2 separate regions of the Homo sapiens genome follow, and region 1 is linked to region 2. Evidence: chromatin contacts called from ENCODE Hi-C or POLR2A ChIA-PET data. All regions are on one chromosome and are shown on one strand. The core of a region is the stretch at or near the end of the contact, and the rest is flanking DNA. Distances in the headings are between cores, read along the strand shown.

Region 1 (5,319 bases), core at 2,031-4,530, 260 kb after region 2:
GGTGTAGCTGTAGGAAGTACCGCCCGCCGAGTGTCCTAAGCCACAGAGTGTATTTCCTCACAGTTTGGTGCTGGAAGTCTAGAATGGAGGTACTGGCGGGGCTGGTTTCTCCTGAGACCATTCTCTGTGGCTCACAGATGGCATCTCCCCGTGTGTCCTCATGTGGCCTTTTCTCTGTGCACAAACAGCCCTGGTGTCTCTCCCCTTCTTGCAGAGACACCAGTCACACTGGACTAGGGCCCACCAGTGTGACCTTGTTTTACCTCAGTCCCCTCTTCAAAGGCCCTGTCTTCAAATACAGTCACGGACGTTCTAAGGTGCTGGGGGGCTCAGCTTCAGTGCAGGAATTGGAGCCACTATTCAGTCTGTAGGAGGCCCTGAGGTGGCAGCAGGCAGGCTTGGCGGGTTCTAGGAGAGCCCACATTCCTGGAGGGCCTGCGTGCTGGGGAGAAGACCTGGTGGGGAGGACAGGAGCCGTGCCTGGAGCGCCCGCGTGCTGGGGAGAGGACCAGGTGGGGAGGACAGGAGTGAGGCTTGAAGGCAGGTGAGGCTAGGGGTGTGCTCTGAGGGTTGCTGGAAACCACTGGAAGCCCAAGTGGGAGTCCAGGCTAATCTGCAGCTGGTTTGTGTGGGATGGTGCAGCCCTGTGGGACAGAGAGGAGGGCACGGTCAGGGTTCCAGTCTGTTTCTTACTCCAAGAAGCCGTCTCTGAGTGCAGAGTAACCCCTGCTGCATAGGTGGGGCCTCAGCGAGACACATGCCTGCGTTGCTCTCCCCTCCTGAGCACTTTCCGTTCTCTCCCTCTCCCGAGAATTAAAGGCTGGTGGGTGTCTCACCACTACGTCTCCACATTCCTGTCCGGAGTGATGCTGACCTGGTGAGTAGCCCCTCGCTGGGCCCCTCCAGCCTCCCAGGGAGTAGAGCCTGGGGCCCGGGAATGGGGAGGGGGCTGATCCAGACAGCGGTGGGGGGTGTGCTCCAGGGCCAACTTGGGAAAGAAAGTATGAGCCTGCAGCTGCGCCGGGCTGCGCGGGCCCCACCCAGCCCGTGAGGGGTTCTCCAGGGAATGGTTTCGGGTGTCCCTGGCCAGGGCAGAGGTAGCGGGGCTGCAAGGCTGGAGGGAGCGAGTGAGGCTGGGCACTGAAGGAGACTGCGGAGGACAGAGGGGTCACAGGGAGTTAGCGCTTCTGCACGGCCATGTGGACCCCTGTGCTTCTAGAAAGGAAGATGGGATGACCTCGCCCAGCCCCAGGGATAGAAGGGCGGAAGTCTGGACCTCAGTTTGACTTTATACACCTTTTCGCCTCTTCTGGTTGGAATGGAGTTGGGGCGGGGAGGAATGTCTCATTTCATAGTGGGCCCCACCTTTGTTTTTTCCTACCTTCTCTCCAGGCCTAATGGACCCATTTATCAGAAGTTTCGCAACCAGTTCTTAGCATTTTCCATTTTTCAGAGTGAGTGACTGTTGCCTGGATTTGGGGGAAGGGACATGGTTTTCTGAGACTTTCACCAAGGGAGGGCCCCAGCTGACATCAATCAGTGCTTGCCTGTGTGGCAGGGAGACCAGACTGGGGGAGAGGGTCCCAGAAATCCAGAAGGAGAGCTGTCCCCGCCCCAGGTCAGCTCCACCCACCTCCCAGCCCCCAGCACTGCCTGCTCCTTCCCCAGGCTGGAACCCTGCCAACTGTGACCTTTGGGAACTGAGTAGCATTGGGGATACCAGCCTTTTTTCCAGTCCTAAATAAGTCCTCCAAATGGAAATATATATTATTTTTCTCATCTGAAAATTGCTCTGGATTTGTATACTGGTCCCAAGGGTTGCCTCTGGGGAAGGGGGCTTGAATGCTTGGGGACAGGGAGAGCGTCTTACTTTTCACCAACCTGTTTGTTCCCTTTAAATTTTATCCCATGTGTGTATTGCCTTTCTTTCCCTTTCTTTCTTTCTCTTTCTTTCTTTCTTTTTCTTCCTTTCTTTTTCTTTCTTTCTCTTTCTCTCTCTCTCTCTTTCTCTCTTTCTCTCTCTCTCTCTTTCTCTCTTTCTTTCTTTCTTTCTGATGGAGTCTTGCTCTGTTGCCCAGGCTGGAGTGCAGTGGCGCGATCTTGGCTCACTGCAACCTCCGCCTCCTGGGTTCAAACGATTCTTCTGCCTCAGCCTCCCGGGTGGCTGGGACTACAGGTGCGCACCACCACGCCCAGCTAATTTTTTTTATTTTTAATAAAGATGAGATTTCACCATGTTGGTCAGGGTGGTCTGGAACTCCTGACCTCAGGTGGTCCACCCACCTCTGCCACCCAAAGTGTTGGGATTACAGGCATGAGCCACCACGCCGTACCGTTTCTTTCTTTTTTTTTTTTTTTGAGATGGAGTTTCTGTCTGTCACCCAGGCTGGAGTGCGGTGTTGTGATCTCGGCTCACTGCAACCTCCACCTCCCGGTTCAAGCGATTCTCCTGCCAAGTAGCTGGGATTACAGGTGCCTGCCACCATGCCTGGTTACTTTTTGTATTTTGGTAGAGATGAGATTTCACCAGTTGGCCAGGCTGGTCTTGAACTCCTGGCCTCAAGGGATCTGCCTGCCTTGGCTTCCCAAAGTGTTGGGATTACAGGCATGAGCCATCACGCCTGGCTGTATTGACTTTTCAGATACTACAACCTACATTTTAAGTTAAAACCTGCTTGCAAACAAATACAAATGTATAAAGCCAAGAATGGAAATTGTATATCAGCCCACCCTAGAGGTGACGTTAGTTAAGATCTATGTCCTCTCAAAAGTTTTTATTCATAAATAGGTATATACATGTGTGTATTACATTATGTATCTTTTACAAGTATGGGACCTTTCTGTACATAGAGCTTTACTATTATAACCTGCCTTTTGAATTTTTAACAGTTTATCATGGCTATTTTTCATGTCATTACCACCTCATTTTTAGCAACAACGAAGTATCCCATTGGATGGAACTCTGTCTTGTGTCTTAGCATTGCACAGAGCTCCCAACATAGCACTGGCATAGCTTGCATTCCAGCAAGCATCTATTGAGTGTCTACTGCATGGAAAATTCCAGAAGTTTCAAATCTAGTTGGGGCTTAGATGGGTCCTCACATACCTGTGTTCTCTCTGTGTTCTGGATAAGGGCTAAAGCAGGTTCAGACCAGAGTGTGTGTGTCTGTTTGTGGTGTGTGGGCGTGGGAGAGGGTTGTAACCAGGGCACCCTTTCTGCTTCTGCCCAGTAAAGACCCATCAGCCTGTGCTTGGGGCAGAGAGGTGTGGCCCTGTCTTCCGGGGACACCAGGCCCTGAGCCCAGGTGCTGTGCTCCCCCTGCAGGCTGCGTCCAGTTCCTGCAATATTATTACCAGAGGGGCTGCCTCTACCGGCTGCGGGCCCTGGGGGAGAGGAACCACCTGGATCTCACAGTGGGTGAGTAGCTGGGCCTGGGTTGGAGCCGGGGCAGGTACTGGACCTGCCAGCTCCCCACACCGGGAGTGCAGCCCTGCGAGCACCTCCCATACAGCGGAGCCAGGCCGCTGCCCTTTATCCGAAGCGCCTTCCAGAATTCATCCTGGATTCTGTTTCAGCTGCCAAGTGCCAGGCCAGCTGCATACCAGGCCCCGAGGGCAGGGCCTCTGTCTCAGCCTCTGGAAGTGTCTATTTTTTTGTGTGTGTTCTAGAATACACACACACAAATTAGCCATTTGTGTGTAACATGTCTACATACCAACACGTATAAGTATATAAATGCATGTACACGGGGGAGACATGCCTCACTCTGAAGCCATAGGAGTGCCAGCCAGAAAAGTGAGGAGACACCTCATTGAGAATTTCAGGGGAAACTGTTTTTAATACAACTCTGCTATCTTTTTTTTTTTTTTTTTTTTTTTTGAGACGGAGTCTCACTCTTGCCCAGGCTGCATTGCAGTGGCACGATCTCTATTCACTGCAACCTCCGCCTCCCGGGTTCAAGTGATTCTCCCGCCTCAGCCTCCTGAGTAGCTGGGATTACAGGCATGTGCCACCACGCCCGGCTAATTTTTGTATTTTTAGTAGAAATGGGGTTTCACCTTGTTGGCCAGGCTGGTCTCAAACTGCTGGCCTCAAGTGATCTGCCCACCTTGGCCTCCCAACGTGCTGGGATTATAGGCGTGGGCCACTGCACCTGGCCAACTCTGCTGTCTTTTGACATAGTCATTTCCATCAAATTACTCTCCTAAGTAGGTCCTCCTGTCTCAAGACTCGATAGAACTAATGCATGTGAAAATTCATTATAAAATGCAAAACCCTGTGCAGATTAAAGAAATTAGTAACAACATAGCGCCCAGTGTCTGTGTGTTGTCACCTGGCTCTTGGTGGCTTGAAGAGAGAGAGCAGTCAGGCCAGGTGACAGGGTTGCTATTGTCATAGTGAATGCCCACCCAGCTATGACAGGTGAGGGCTGACCCCCCGCATGTGTGACTGTCCCTGGCTCATCTTAGGGTGACTGGTGTGGCTGGGGGTGGGCGTCTGGTGGAGCTGTGGGGGCAGCGGACCCCCTCAGCGGGTCCTTTTTCTTCCCTCCTCTCCACAGAAGGGTTCCAGTCCTGGATGTGGCGGGGCCTCACCTTTCTCCTGCCCTTCCTCTTCTGTGGCCATGTGAGTCCCCCTGGAGTTTGTGGGTATCTCCTGTCTGGGCTGACCCCCAGGAACAGAAGGTCTTCAGGCCTTGCCCTCCTTCTCCATCCGTCCCCATGCTGGGGCCCACAGCATCCTGGGGCCGGGGCAGCCTCTGGGCCCAGGGATGCCAAGGCAGGAGCCAGAACTGACCTAGCTCTGCCCTGGCCTCGGGTGCCTGCATTTCATTTTGGGGGTGTCTGTCAGTGTTGTGGGTAGTTGATACCCAAAGTTGGGTGAGGGGCCTGGCCATCACCCTGGCTTTCTACGTGGCCGGCCAGGGGAGTCTGGTGGGTGAGCAGCGCCTGCCTTCCTCTCCAGTTCTGGCAGCTCTACAATGCCGTCACGCTGTTTGAGCTCTCCAGCCACGAGGAATGCAGAGAATGGCAGGTATGGGGGGTGGGGGCATGCTCGGGGGAGGTTCCCGGGAGGGCTGGGGTGGCAGGGATGGGGTGTATGTGTGGCATGCTGGGGTGCGGATTCCTGGGGAGGGCTGGGATGGCAGATGTGGGGGTGGGGTGTGTGCGTGTGTGTGGTGTGCTGTGGGGAGGTTCCTGGGGCGGGCTGGGCTGGCAGGTGTGGGGTGTTGTGGGGGGCCTGCTTGGCGGGAGGCTTCTGGAAGGGCTAGGGGTGGAGCCTCTCCCAATCTGTGGATCCCAAGGAGGTTCGCCCCA
Region 2 (5,775 bases), core at 2,410-4,909:
AGACTGAGAAACACAGTGAAACCCCATCTCTACAAAAAATACACAAATTAGCTGGGTGTGATGATGTGCACCTGTAGTCCCAGCTACTTGGGAGGCTGAGATGGGAGGATCACTTGAGCCTGGGAGGTGGAGGCTGCAGTAAGCCATGAATGCACCACTGCACTCCAACCTGGGCAACAGAGCAAGGCCCTGTCTCAAAAAATAATAATAATAATAATAATAATAATACTAAAATAAAATAAAAATAAGTCTAAGAGAGCATCTATTATATGATTCAACTCAGTGAAATGTCCCAGGCAGGGGACATCTATAGGGACAGAAAGTAGATGAGTAGTTGCCTAGGGCTGGGGAAAGGGCAGGGTAGGGAGATGAGACAACAGCTGAAGGGTATGAGTTTCTTTCTTTTCTTTTGTCTTTTCTCTTTTTTTTTTTGAGACAGAGTCTCGCTCTGTCACCCAGGCTGGAGTGCATTGGAGTGATCTCAGCTCACTGCAACCTCCATCTCCTGGGTTCAAGGGATTCTCCTGCCTCAGCCTCCCGAGTAGCTGAGATTACAGGTGAACCACCACACCCAGCTAATTTTTGTGTTTTTTAGTAGAGACAGGGTTTTACCTTGTTGGTCAGGTTGGTCTCGAACTCCTAACGTCAGGGATCCACCCGCCTCGGCCTCCCAAAATGCTAGGAATTTTTTTTTTTTTTTTTTTTTTTGAGACAGAGTCTCACTTTGTTGGCCAGACTGGAGTGCAATGGCGCGATCTCGGCACACCGCAACCTCCGCCTCCCAGGTTCAAGCGAGTCTCCTGCCTCAGCCTCCCGAGTACCTGGGATTACAGGCATGTGCCACCACACTGAACTAATTTCATATTTTTAGTAGAGACGAGGTGTCACCATGTTGGCCAGGCTGATCTCGAACTCCTGACCTCAAGTGATCCACACGCCTCAGCCTCCCAAAGTGCTGGGATTACAGGCGTGAGCCATCGCGCCCGGTGGTGCTAGGATTACAGGCATGAGCCACTGTGCCCGGCCCCGGGTTTCTTTTTGCGGTGATGAAAATGTGAAATTGACTGCAGCAGTGGCTGCATGTATCTGTGAATAGACTAAAAACCACTGGATTCTACACCCTAAATGGTGAATTGTGTGATATGGGAACTATATCCTAATAGGGCTGCTTAAAAAATATAAGGCAAAGGAAACACCCTCAGAAAGCCGTGGTGCGGAGTACACAGGTATCCCTGGGCACAGGCACTGGCACACAGCAGCTCTGGATGGAGGGGGTGTCTCCCTCACGTTGCCCCTTCTCATTGGCAGATGGACTGGGAGAGCCAGAGGGAAAACAGTGGCAGGAAAACGTAAGGAAGATGTGGGTACTGATTACCCAAGCACCACCTCGAGATTTCCTCCTGTGCCTGCGAATGGAATATTATTCTTCTGCCCTAAATGTCCAAGTGAAAGAACCAACCCTCGGCCTTCTGGCCTGGGGACTGCAGACACTCAGAAAGCCTCTCACTCTCCCCAGCCTCTGTCTCCGGGGGATCGTGGAGTTACTGTGATCATAGCGGCTCTCACGCTATTTCAGGATCATTTCCCTTCTCTCCTACCAGGCTGGGAGCTCCAGAAGGGCAGGTTGTAGGGTTTCGGGACTTTCCAACCCCCTGAATATCACATCATCAGGCGGGAATGAGGCTCGCGACAGACCTCACAGGCAAAGACTTCCCAGTGAAGGCCCCAGCAGAAACACTGGTTCCCCATCATACGCCCAGCCTGGAAACCCTGAACGTCATTAAGGATGGGGCATAAGGGAAGGGATGGAAGAGGCTTACTGTAAAGGGGAAATAAAAAAAGAATCTAAAAATCCTAGAGGCTGCAGGAAAAATTGTGCAGACCCTCAAGGAGACAGACCAGTCTCATCTTTCTATCCCCTGGTTAAAAAAAAAAAGATGCAGTGTCTGAGATGCTGCAGACTCTACATCATCCAGGAAAACCCCTGCACCACAACAGCTCAGACGCAGCCGAGAGGAATCACGTTCTTCCTCTAGATTGCTGGTCGGGGCTTGCAGTCACAGCCAGATCCAACTTCAGGGCGGGCGTCTGTGAGTCAAGATTCAAGGGCAGAGCCGTGTTCGGGGGGGATGATGTCCCTTTAAGTACTGGCAGCAGGGCTGGGCGCTGCAGCGGCTCCAAACACTCTCTCCTGCTCCTCCAGGCCCGCACCACCTGCCCTGGTCACCCCTCCTGCTGCCTCAAAGACAGCCTTGAGTTTTCAGAGACTGGCTGCATCTCACAGGACTGCTCTTACATAGATAAAAACCCAACCTCCAGTGCAGGAGGAAAAATCAGCTGGTGTCCACGGAAGAGCCAAAAGAACGAGGATTCTCTGCTCTGTGGGGTGATCCCGTTTTAGCAGCCAAGCCCGGGGCGGCCCCAACCTGCATCTACACAGCCATGGGCTGGAGGCCACACACGTGACTCTTTTGGGGATCCGAATTCATTTTCTTGGACTCTGTATTCCAGGTGGGAAACTGGCAAGAATGGCTTCCCCTGAGGGGTTCCTAGGATTCTGCCCAATACACTGATTCAACGAATCCCCAAAACTCAGGGAGTGTCTCCAGGCCCCACTGAGAAAATGATTTCTGCCCCAGCTGTGCAGCCGAGGCCGTGGGCTCCCTCCGGTTCACTCACCAATAAGCATCGACTCCCTCTGGTATTCCTGAGTGAGGTGGGAGCGCTGGGTCACACAGTACACGTATCTCTCCAGGACATACCAGCACATCTCATAGTAGAAGGGGTAACGGAATTTGGGCTGCACCTGAAAGCAAAGACGCAGGCAGGCAGAGGTCAGTTTCCAGAGGGCGAAGGGGGAAGGAGGGAGAGAAGTGCGGGGCAGGCTCCCTGCAGGTGAGGGTCACTGTCATCATCTTAGCGAGAGCATGGATGGTCGGGGGAGAAATGGTGGGGTGCTGGAAGGGAGATGCCGGCAGCATGCACAAATGAGGCGGAGGACGAGGCCCGCATGAGCGCCTCATCTCAAAGGTCCCTGAGCTGCACGCCCCAGAGGTTGGATGGGGGCCACTTGATGCTCCCGTGAGATGCAGAAAAACAGAATTCTCCCCTGACCTGCCTGCAGAGAGTGTGGGCACCTGCAGGTGGGAGCCGCTGCCTGATTCTAGCTACAACAGACATAGGTTCCTCCTTGTTTCTGAAAATTCCTGCACAGATTCTGCTGTTCCTCCCTCCTGCTTGAAAACCAGAAATCAACTTCCAAGCCTTATCTATTTGCAGACAGGTTATGGAGCCTCCTCCTGTTTGTTGGGAGGGAGGCCAGGCCAGCGGACCAATAAGAGTGAGGGGGTGTGGCCTCGCCTACCTCCAGGGGTGGGGCCTTGAAGGGGTCCATCTCCTGCTCCTCCCCACACCCGTCTGGCACTGCCCAGCCTGCAAGGCCACAAGGGCTCCCTCTGACAGAGGTCCCAGGTATGACCTGAGACCAGCGTGATGCTGAGCTGAGGGAGACACATCTCGGGTCTGGAGCAGGAGATCCCTTTTGTCCCACCTCTGTCACCCAGGCTGGAGTGCAGTGGCACGATCATAGCTCACTCAGCCTCGACCTCCTGGGCTCAAGCGACCCTCCTGCCTCAGCCCTGTGAGTAGCTGGGACTACTGGCGCGCGCACCACCACGCCTGGCTGGGTTTTTTTGTATTTTTTGTAGAGATGGGGTTTGCCATGTTGCTGGTTGGCTGTTTATCATAGAAGAGGAAGTAAAGGTGGAGACAGCTTTGTGTACTAGAACTGTCAAAAGGCCTGAGCCCCGGGAGATTCCACGGGGGGCAGTTCAGGGTCTGTACAGATGAGATGTCACCGAAAGATGGGAAGGAAACAACGCCACTGATGGACCCAACACAAGGATGGAAAGAGGTCCCTGACACCCACACGGGGCCTCTCCTGCAGAGGCCACACGATGGTCTCACATGCCCACACTCACACCTTGCTCCCTGGCTCTCTTGCCAAGAGGGTGTCTGCGGGGACGAGAAAGCCCTCCTCCCCTCCCTGATCCTATGCGAACTCAGGGAGTTGGATGGTGAACAATTACATTCTCCCACCTTCTAATCACACTCCCCTGCCCCTAATATCTTCACTCCCCTAATCGCACTCACCCATCCCCCCATTCACACTCCCCATCCCCCCATCACACTCCCCACCCTCCTATTCACACTCTCCACCCTCCTATTCACACCCCCCCACCCCCTAATCACACTCCCCACCCCCTAATCACACTCCCTATCCCCCTCTAATTACACTCCCCATCCCCCTCTAATCACACTCCCCACCCCCTCTAATCACACTCCCTATCCCCCTCTAATTACACTCCCCATCCCCCTCTAATCACACTCCCCACCCCCAATCACACTCCCCACCCCCAATCACACTCCCCACCCCCTCTAATCACACTCCCCACCCCCAATCACACTCCCCACCCCCTCTAATCACACTCCCCGTCCCCCAATCACACTTCCCATCCCCCAATCACACTCCCCATCCCCTGATCACACTCCCCATCCCCCTAATCACACTCCCCACCCCCTAATCACACTCCCCACTCCCCTAATCACACTCCCCATCCCCTAATCACACTCCCCATCCCCCAATCACACTCCCCATCCCCCAATCACACTCCCCGCCCCCAATCATACTCCCCGCCCCCAATCATACTCCCCATCCCCCAATCACACTCCCCATCCCCTGATCACACTCCCCATCCCCCTAATCACACTCCCCACCCCCTCTAATTACACTCCTCATCCCCCTAATCACACTCCCCACCCCCCTGATCACACTCCCCACCTCCAAATCGCACTCGCCACCCCCTCTAATCACACTCGCCACCCCCAACCACACTCTGCCACCCCCTAATCACACTCTCCCACCCTCCCCGAATCACACTTGCCCACCTCCACTGCCCTGCTCTCTGCTGACAATAAACAGGTGACATTCCCCATCTGGGACAAAGACAACTAGAAGCAGACCTCCGTTCTCCTTTTGCCCTAAAATGCTATTTTGCTGCATTTCTCAAAGTGCCCGTCTGGAAAAGGCCCAAACCCAGCGTCTCTGAGAGTCCTGGCTCTCACTCAGCTCCTGGCCTCAAGGCCTCCTCCCACTGCTGGGCCTCCTCTCTCCGCCTGCACACTGGGTGCTGGGCTCTGCCTGCCTCTGATGGATGGAATGCTTTGGAATGGGATCATGGCCACCACATGCTCTTCAGCCCCCTGGGGGATGCACGGAGTGGGGACCATCATCTAGCGGTTTCCTTGGCTCCAGCTCCTTTCCTGAGAACCCCAGTTTCAGTGCTGGGAGAAGAGTCATCTTTTCTCATAGTTACTAGATCGGTGCCCTCTGGAGTTTAAAAAAGAGGGGCTCCTAGGCATGAAGCAAACCTTGATTTCCTATGAAGAAGGGTTTAGGGGACCTCAGCCCCACCTCTATTCAAGAGAAACGGACAAAAGATTTTGGAACGAATTACCAGTACTTAAAAAGCAAGCTGAGGACGGACAGACCTCATCCACATTTCCTGACATGAGACTTGATTGGTAAAACTCTGAAGTCGGTTTTGACTTTTCAAATCTTTTTGACACCTTCCGAGCCATTCTGCTCGGACACCATGACCACCTGGGAATCTTTCTAAATTAGGGGAAAAAAATTGAGGGGGCTGCACTTCAGGAGGGAAAGATAAGTCTCCCTTCTTTGTTGCTGAACCCAATGGAAACCAGCTGGGTGAAAAC

The links. A loop is a pair of places that touch in the nucleus more often than their neighbours do. ChIA-PET counts read pairs that join two places held with the same protein, here RNA polymerase II (POLR2A). Pooled maps may share reads with other maps.
Region 1: a pooled map shows a loop between it and region 2 (2.4-fold over the local background). The contact joins two enhancer-like sites. A Hi-C loop is called at or near these places in 4 of 168 maps with a recorded cell type or tissue (CD4-positive, alpha-beta T cell, CD4-positive, alpha-beta memory T cell, naive thymus-derived CD4-positive, alpha-beta T cell and 1 more) and 9 of 50 pooled maps. POLR2A ChIA-PET finds 5 or more read pairs at or near these places in 2 of 52 experiments (CD8-positive, alpha-beta memory T cell and WTC11).

Annotation. Positions count from the first base shown.
Region 1 is chr12:121,770,096-121,775,414 of GRCh38, forward strand. It overlaps TMEM120B (transmembrane protein 120B), which reads left to right. Exons shown (of 12, transcript NM_001080825.2): 7 at 812-877; 8 at 1,393-1,454; 9 at 3,326-3,418; 10 at 4,563-4,627; 11 at 4,967-5,035. Among named protein-coding and RNA genes, the nearest start is that of RHOF, 21 kb to the right of the region's middle. RefSeq lists an enhancer at 1-499 and silencers at 3,187-3,236, 4,888-5,182. Within about 2 kb of position 3,281, at least 14 of the 41 ENCODE cell types and tissues checked have a DNase peak (open chromatin) inside an H3K27ac peak, as active enhancers do.
Region 2 is chr12:121,510,597-121,516,371 of GRCh38, forward strand. It overlaps KDM2B (lysine demethylase 2B), which reads right to left. Exons shown (of 23, transcript NM_032590.5): 10 at 2,680-2,806. Among named protein-coding and RNA genes, the nearest start is that of KDM2B-DT, 67 kb to the right of the region's middle. RefSeq lists a silencer at 3,188-3,481 and enhancers at 3,699-3,768, 4,079-4,188, 4,681-5,189, 5,190-5,696. Within about 2 kb of position 3,660, at least 5 of the 41 ENCODE cell types and tissues checked have a DNase peak (open chromatin) inside an H3K27ac peak, as active enhancers do.